2 separate regions of the Homo sapiens genome follow, and region 1 is linked to region 2. A link is an interaction called in ENCODE POLR2A ChIA-PET data of the cell type or tissue named here. Cell type or tissue: PC-9. All regions are shown on one strand. Each heading gives the region's core, and the rest is flanking DNA. Links, peaks and the distances in the headings are about the cores only.

Region 1 (4,403 bases), core at 228-4,227, 150 kb after region 2:
AGCAATTCTTATTCTTTTTGCCACCTAAATATTTCTCTATTACAACCTTCGTTTATCTCTCCCCCGACTATATTGGTCTCAATCTACCAGTAACTGGTAAACCTTGCCTGGATTACCGTAGCAGCCTCTGTATTCATTTTCTAGGACTGCTGTAAGAAATTACCACAAAGAGGTAGCTTAAAGCAATAGAAATTTATTCTCTCTCAGTTCAGGAGGCTAGAAGCTTAAAATCTAGGTGTCAGCAGGGTTGGTTCTTTCTCAAGACTCTGAGGGAAAATCTGTTTCATGCCTCTCTCCTTGTTTCTGGTGGTTGCTGACAGTCTTTGGTGTTTCTTGGCATTCAGCTTCATCACCTTAATTTCTGTCTCCGGTGTCACATGGCTGCCTTATTTGTGTGTCTCTTCTGTGACTTCAAATTTTTCTTTTATTATAATGATTTGGGTGATTAGATTTCAGACTCACCGTACTCCAATATGACTTTACCTTAACTTAATTACGTCTGCAATGACCCATATTTTCAAATAGGGTCACAATCGCAGATACCAAGGGCCATAACTTTAACATACTTTTGGGGGGCATACAATTCAACCTGTTACAGCTTCTAAGCAAAAGTGTCCCTATATTTGAGATTTTTTTGAGTCAATTGTCTGTATGTAGTTTCACTCGTGTCAGTGTGAAGAGACCACCAAACAGGCTTTGTGTGAACAATAAGGCTGTTTATTTCACCTGGGTGCAGGCGGGTGAGTCCGAAAGAGAGTCAGTGAAGGGAGATAGGGGTGGGGCTGTTTTATAAGATTTGGGTAGGTAAAGGAAAATTACAGTCAAAGGGGTTGTTCTCTGGCGGGCATGGGTGGGGGTCACAAGGTGCTCATTGGGGGAGCTTTCTGAGCCAGGATGAGCCAGGGAAAGGAATTTCACAAGGTAATGTCATCAGTTAAGGCAAGGACCTTCCATTTTCACTTCTTTTATGGTGGAATGTCATCAGTTAAGGCAGGAACAGGCCATTTTCACTTCTTTTGTGATTCTTCACTTGCTTCGGGCCATCTGGTCACAGGGGATATGATGGCTTAGCTTGGGCTCAGAGGCCTGACTTGTAGCCAGAATGATCTTTCAAAGAGACAAATCCGATCCTGTAAGTCTTCTATTCAAAACTATCCAATGGTTGTCCATTCTTTTTGAAATTAGGCTTAAAATTTATAACACACTCTGGCCTCTGCTTCTCAAGCTTTACTTGGAGCCATTCGTCTCCATCATATTTCTGCTCCAATGACTGGCCTACTTTCAGTTCCCAGAATGTGCCATGTTCCTTTTCACCTCAAGTCAAATGCTGTTGTCTCTGTGTGAGATCTTTTGCTGCTCCTTCTTCCCCATCATTTTATTCTTCTGGGTAATGTCTATTTATCCTTCAGAGCTCAATTCAAATGTCACTTTCTTAGAGAAATGTGCCCTGATCCCCAAAACTAGATTAAGTCTCCCCATATTATATACTCATAATATTTTGTACGTTTCATATATCATAACTGTAATTACATGCACAGGGTCTTTAAAAGTTAATGTCTGGATTATGTCAACTTTTGGCATTGCAGTCTATCTGCTGATCCATTTCTCAGTGAAATTATTGAAACTTATAAAGAAAACAGTTATTTTAAAGCCTTTGGAAATGGTCATAAAGGCATACAATAAATGAAGAAAAACCTACAAAAGTTCAAGAAAACTTAGAAAAATATGCTAAGAAAAAGCAAGAGTCTGTAATACTTGAAACTGCTCCTGACCTCCCACTACTGAGCTCACTGAGACTGTTGCAACCAAATCTTGGCAACCAAGCCAAGAACACAAGGCTCCATCTTTCCTCAGCTCCTTGTTGGAATTCTTTCTTCTCAGGAATACAGAAGGAGAGGAGAGAGAGAAAGAAACAGAAAAATATTCAAAGAAACAGTAGCAGAGAACTCCCCCAATTTATTGAAAAACAATAAGCTGCACAGCCAGAAAGCTCAGTGAACTCCAAGTAGGATAAACACAAAGAAATTCATAGGCACATAATAATAAAAATACTGTCAGTCAAGTACAAGGAGAAAATCTTGAAATCAGCTACAGAAAAACCACTCATTATTTACAAGGAAGCTCCAGTGAGATTAACATCTTCTCTGTGGGGGAAAAAAAAAGGAAGCCAGGAGACAATAGGATAACATACTGAAAGTACTCCGGAAAAAATCCAAAAAAACCCAAAAAAACTGTCAACCAAACATCTTATGTCTAACAAAGCTATCTTTGTTGAGATATAAGCAAAATCAGAATGATATAAAGATATTTCCAGAGAAACAAAAACTGAGACAAATTGTCACCAGCAGACTTGCCGTAGAGGAAATACTAAAGGAAGTTCTTCAGGCTGAAAGCAAGTAACTCCAGACAGTAATTCAAATCCAAATGAAAAAAAACAAAGAGCTCCAGTAAAGCTAATTATGTAATTTTAAAAGATAGTATAAATGCTTATTTTCTCCTTTCTTTTTCTAATTGAAAAAGCAATTGCATAAAATAATATGTATATTATTATTGTTGGGCTCATAACATATAGAAACGTAATATATCATAGTATATTTGCTAATTACGCACGAAAGACATGGGTGGGAATAAAGCTGTATTGGACTAAAGCAATGATTGTAAAGTAATTATAGCAATGTATTAATATTATTGGGTTTATAATATTAATACATGTAATATCTATAACAATAAAGTGGAGAAAGAGAATAGAGCTGTATGGGAGTAAAATTTCTATATCCCACTGCAATTAAATTAGAACAAATCTGAAGATGATTCTAGTGAGATATGTATGGTAAGCCATAGAGAAACGAGGAAACAATAGCTTTTTTAAAAAATGAAAAATAACTTTATTTAAATGTATTAGAAAATATTCACTTAATGCAAAAGAAAGCAGTAAAAGAAAAATAGAAGAACAACAACAAAACAAGAGATAAATAGAAAACAAAAGGTAAAATAGTAGATATAAATTCAGTTATGTCAATAACAACATGAAATGTGAAAGGATTACACAATCCAATCAAAAGCGCTTGTGAGACTGGATTAAAAATAAGAATCAACTATACGTTTTCTACAGGAGACACACTTTAAGAAATGCAAATAGGTTGTAAGTAAAAGGATGGAAAAACATGTATCATACAAGGAGCAACAACAAGAAGGCTGAAGTGGCTATACTAACATCAGAGAAAATAGACTAAACAGTAACAACAAAGGAATCCTCTTATTAGAAATAGAGGGGCATCCTCAATAAAATACTAGCAAATTGAATCCAGCAACATCTAAGTATTATAAACTATGACCATGTGGGATGTATCCCAGGAATGCTAGGTTGTTTGAACATAAGAAAATCAATGACGGTAATATATCATATTAATAGAATAAAGGAAAAAAACATGATTCTTCCAATAAACACAGAAAGAGCATTCGATGAGATTCAACACCTTTCATGATAAAAAACACTCAACAAGTAAATGGGAACTTTCTCAGCCTGATAAAGGCCATCAACAAACATCTACAGCTAATATCATACTTAATGAGGAAACATTAGATACTTTCCTCCTAATGTGAAAAAGATAAGGATGTTTGCTCTCACTACTTCTATTCAACATCTTCTTGGAAATTCTAACCAGGGCAATTAGGCAACATAAAGAAATAAAAAGCAACCAGATTGTAAACCAACAAGTAAAACTATTTCTGTTTGCAAGTGATATGTTCACATGTATGTAATCCTAAGAAATCCACTAAAATATACAGTAAATATATAACTTCACCTTGATTATGGGATACAAAATCAATGTATAGAAAAATCAGTGTTTTTGTTTTTGTTTGAGACAGAGTCTTGCTCTGTCGCCCAGGCTGGAGTGCTGTGGCATGATCTCGGCTCATTGCAACCTCCGCCTCCTGGGTTCAAGCAATTCTCCTGACTCAGCCTCCCGAGTAGCTGGGACTACAAGCATACGCCACCATGCCCTGCTAAAGTTTTGTATTTTAGTAGAGATGGGGTTTCACCGTGTTGCCCAGGCTGGTCTCAAACTCCTGATCTCAGGTGATCCACCTGCCTCAGCCTCCCAAAGTGCTAGGATTACAGGCATGAGCCACTGCGCCTGGCCCAATGGTATTTTTATATACTTGCAATGAATAATCCAAAAATTTAAGATAATTTTATTCATAAAACATCAAAAAGAATAAGATACTTAGGAATTTAATAAAAGAAGTGCAAAACCTTTGAAAACCACAAAACACTATTGAAAGAAATTAAAGAAGATTTAAATAAATGGAAATGCACCCCATGTTCATTGATTAGAAGACTTAGTGTTGTTAAGATGTCAACAATACTCACAAAATGGTCCACAGATTCAATACAATCC
Region 2 (4,403 bases), core at 327-4,326:
ATGAATGGATGGGGAGTGTAGGACACTCTGGGAGAAATTTAAGATCCCAATCTCTAGGATTGCCTGCGGTGGAGCTCTGCACTCATCAGTATGACAGGTCTGCAAGTATGTGCTCAGATATGCTCTTGGAGAGTTAGAAGGGAAATATAATCAGCACAAGAAAGGGATCAACAAGAAATCTTGTACTTTTAAATTTTAATATTATCAGAAGGAATTAGGTAAAATATTCTGTTAAGAAAATGAATAGCATCAACATTATTACCATTAAGCTTGTATACAGCTCATTGTTTATTGATAACAACATAGGGACCTGCTGGAAAATTTCAAAGGGCTAGTACTATTTAAGCAAACAGAAGAAAAAGGGAATTAATCATACTTCATTAAGTACCTTATAATTCCAGAAATGTGGCAGTGGGAATTCGGTAAGAATTAATAGAAGTTCATATTCAAGAAGTGAATATGAGCTGATGAGACAGAAGTCATATCTGGTTGTATTATATGATACTGCTTACGCCTCACCAATTAAGACACAGGATGAGATTTTTAAAAGTTACGTTTCTAGAGGTTATGTCTCTAAATTTATTTAAAATGTTGCAACTAGTATGGCTAGAAGAAAATCAGTGAGTGTGTATAAAATACATCCCCAAACATGTTCATGTTCCTTAAATGTCTTAATTTCCTCAGGTACTGTTAATTGAATCTTTACACCTGAGTAGTCATATTTTAGAAATTTTTGGAATCTTAAGCTTGAGTTCAATACTTAGGATGTGGCATAGGCTTGTTGATGTATTAGTTTCCAATGATTTCCAAATACATTAAAACACATTAAGAATAGACAGTTTTTCATTGAAATCAGAGAGAACTTCTAAGAATGCCTAGGCATGTACTGTTTAAGTGACTTTAAATAGCCCCCTTTTTTCTTCTTTTGAGAGAAAATTTGTATGTCTTATTTAAATTGTGTGCTCTATTAATGTAGGTGATAGTTTCATTTATAACATCTTAGTATTGTTCTACCCTCTATCATGTTGGTTCACTGCTATTTGATTTTCAAACAGTGAAAATATTTTTAAGGAATAGAATTATACATCCACAATCTCTTTTCCAAAACCATTTGGACTAGACAGTTATGTTAATATTTCTGCAGTTAAACAAGTGAATAGGCCGGGCGTGGTGGCTCACGCCTGTAATCCCAGCACTTTGGGAGGCCGAGGCAGGTGGATCACTTGAGGTCAGGAGTTCAAGACCAGCCTGGCCAACATGGTGAAACCCCGTTTCTACTAAAGTACAAAGAAATTAGCCGGGTGTGGTGGCATGCACCTGTAATCCCAGCTACTTGGGAGGCTGAGGCAGGAGAATCGCTTGAACCAGGGAGGGGGAGATTGCAGTGAGCTGTGATTCCACCGTTGCACTGCAGCCTGGGTGACAGAGTGAGACTATCTCAAAAAAAAAACAAAATCATACCAAGTGGTATAAAGACTATAAATAGCCTTATGTCAGTGCAGGTCAGACTTTACTGCCAGAAAAGTTGCATACAGTCTTTTGCTTTTCAGAGCTTTTTTGATTTAGGAATTGCAGATATGGAATTGAGGATCTGTACAAATCTTCAGACATAAATAATACAAAGTTCTAGAACACCCCTCTTTAAGAATAGTTTGTGTGGATATCCTTTATCTTTTTCAGATAATAACATTTACTGAACACATTTTTAAAAATGGGCCGGGCGCGGTGGCTTATGCCCATAATTCCAGCACTTTAGGAGGCCAAGGTGGGCGGATCACCTGAGGTAAGGAGTTTGAGACCAGCCTGGCCAACATGGTGAAACCTTGTCTCTACTATAAATACAAAAAAAAAAAAAAATTAGCAGGGCATGGTGGCACATCTGTAATCCCAGCTACTCGGGATGCTGAGGCACGAGAATCGCTTGAGCCCAGGAGGGAGAGGTTGCAGCTAGCTGAGATCGTGCCACTGCACTCCAGCCTGGGCAACAGAGCGAGACTCAGTCTCAAATAAAAAAAAAAAAAAAAAGTTGTACAGTTGTGTTTCCTACTATAGTGAGTGAAATTTCTGTGGTTTGCTAAGAAAAAGAAAAGAGATTCACATGACATAGTAGGCTTTACCAAGATTATTAAGGAAATGGTGGCAAGGTAGTGGTTTCGGATCCTTTGTTTCATTAGAAGGAAGGATGAGGTAAGTTGAAATAGAGGGTTTATGTAATTGTTCTTTGCAGTTGCTTTCTTCAGTAGCACAAAGTGATTTGATCACCTTTTAAGTAGGTGAACCACAAAAAAGCATTCAACTAATGACAGTTAATTCAGAAAAACTTCAGCTGTTTGCTCCCTTGTCCCTCCCTATTGGAAAAACTTTTAACTAACTAGAGAGTTGTTTGGTCTTGTTAACCAGGAGGAGGAGTTTGAAGTGTGCTAAGGGCACTGCTAAAATTGCTTCACCCTATCTTGGTAGAGGGATAATTGCTGTCTGATGTTTGTAAAAACACCTTTCTTCCCAAAGGCTGTCAAGTACTTCTTAAGGCTAGCATGTAGAAAACCCTTTTGCAAATTTCATGTAGTTTATTTTATAGTGAGAGGGCAGCCCATCAAGAAGTAATGTGGTTCACAAGTAGAAGGGAAAAGAGAAGTCTTGAGGCCCAGTGCAGTGGTGTTAGTGAGTATACAGTAAACAAAAGAAATAAAAATTGAACCCTTAAAGGCATAAAAACATTTCATTTGCTAGACTATGATACAGAAGTTATCACTTTCCTAATCTCTACAGCTGGGTTCAGATATGAGCTGTCTGAATTTTACCTTCCCTTACCAGGTGTTAGTAACATCAATTAATTGTCTTTGTTGGCTTTGCTCATAAGGGTTCAGTTTAGATCCTGATTGTATTTTTACCCCTCCATAAATTATCTTCAACATTGCTCGAGTTCCATTCACATTGTGTCACTTGTAGCAGACTTTCTAAAAGTACCCCTTACCTCCATCCCTGAGTCTAAGGGATTGGTAATACTTATAGATATTGATTGAGAGAGTGAAAATTTAGTGAGGGGAAAACATTCAACATAGATAAGATAACAAAATTCGGAAGAGTAGTCTGAAAAGTTAAAATGAAACCTTAAAGTCAATAGTTTTTGATATTTTTCAAAGCAATCCTTTAGGTTTTCTCATTGAAGAAACTGGCTCAGGAAGTTTAGCTTATTCCCAAAATTGGAGACAGACTCCACAGTTTGTCAGGATTGGAACTCTTAACCTCAGATTCCTTAGCCTCCTGATTTAGCTTCTAGATCTTGCTGCCTTCCCTTAGGGAGATGGCCTCTCAAAGCTGAAGGTCAGGAAAACTCGACAGTGAGAAATACCAGATTGTTAGTTTCACAGTCTTTTAAGGGAAATGCTGGAAATACCATTACCTAGGTAACAGAAAACAAAAATGGACAAAACATCCATAAAGTAGGAGGATGAAAATAATTTCATAGTAATCCTTAAGAGATAGACCAGAGGACAGATGAGATTTTTTTTTTCATATTTTTCCTAAGCTTATTATGCATACTTTTTTTGGTGCTGTGATTGGAAGTGATGTCTGAAGGAAATTTGAATTTCATATATGATGCTTAGAACCCTGAATAATACCTAATAACTTTGTACCTTCCACTTGAATTTCTAACCTCTGATTCCTGTCATTAAAAATTAATACCCTTTTTCTGATTATGAATATAATTTGTGCTTAACATAAAGAATTAGAATTTTAGGAAAAGCCAAAATTAAAATCATTTGTAATTCTACCTCTTAGAGATAACTATCATTTTTTTTTAAATATTATATTTTAGAGACGGGGTCTCATTCTGTTGCCAAGGTTGGAGTGCAGTGGCGCAATCATAGCTCATGCCCAGGTTGGAGTGCAGTGGCGCAATCATAGCTTACATATTATCCATTGCCTGGGTTCAGGGGATCCTTCCACCTCAGCCTCCCGAATAACTGGGACTACAGGAGTGTGCTACCACACCTGGCTGAGATAATTATTCTTTTAATATTTTATTGTGTTTTATTCCAGTCTTTTTTGTGTACAGATTTTTTTGTATTAATACATATTTGGTATCAAACTGCATATATTTTACATTCTACTTTTTTTCTCTTAAGTGTATTTTCTCATGTTATTGAAAACATTAACACATTTTTTTAAATATGTTATTTATTTTAAAAAATAGGTAATATATTCCTTTGTTCCAAAATTCAGAGTATAAAAAGATATTCCATGAGCTCTCTCTTACTCTTCCTCCCTGCCTCTACAACTTGCCATCTGGCAGGCATGGTCCCTCTTCCCAATCAATAAATACTTGAAATTGTTATGTATCTTTCCATACCTATTCCACGTGCATAGAAGCAAATGTAGAGATAGATAGATATGTAAAA

What was found. Peaks named below come from ENCODE experiments on the same cell type or tissue, not always from the same donor. Only the 100,000 strongest peaks of a DNase experiment are listed, where the experiment ranks them.
Region 1: POLR2A ChIA-PET joins it to region 2 with 6 read pairs; 5 of 35 experiments call an interaction of 5 or more read pairs at or near these places.

What each region holds. Positions count from the first base shown.
Region 1 is chr1:178,252,829-178,257,231 of GRCh38, forward strand. The region is part of intron 1 of RASAL2 (RAS protein activator like 2); the gene reads left to right. Among named protein-coding and RNA genes, the nearest start is that of RASAL2, 160 kb to the left of the region's middle. In PC-9, for the core only: no CTCF peak of the experiment used is centred there; no DNase peak of the experiment used is centred there.
Region 2 is chr1:178,098,520-178,102,922 of GRCh38, forward strand. The region is part of intron 1 of RASAL2 (RAS protein activator like 2); the gene reads left to right. Among named protein-coding and RNA genes, the nearest start is that of RASAL2, 6.6 kb to the left of the region's middle. In PC-9, for the core only: no CTCF peak of the experiment used is centred there; no DNase peak of the experiment used is centred there; H3K27ac peaks cover 329 bases.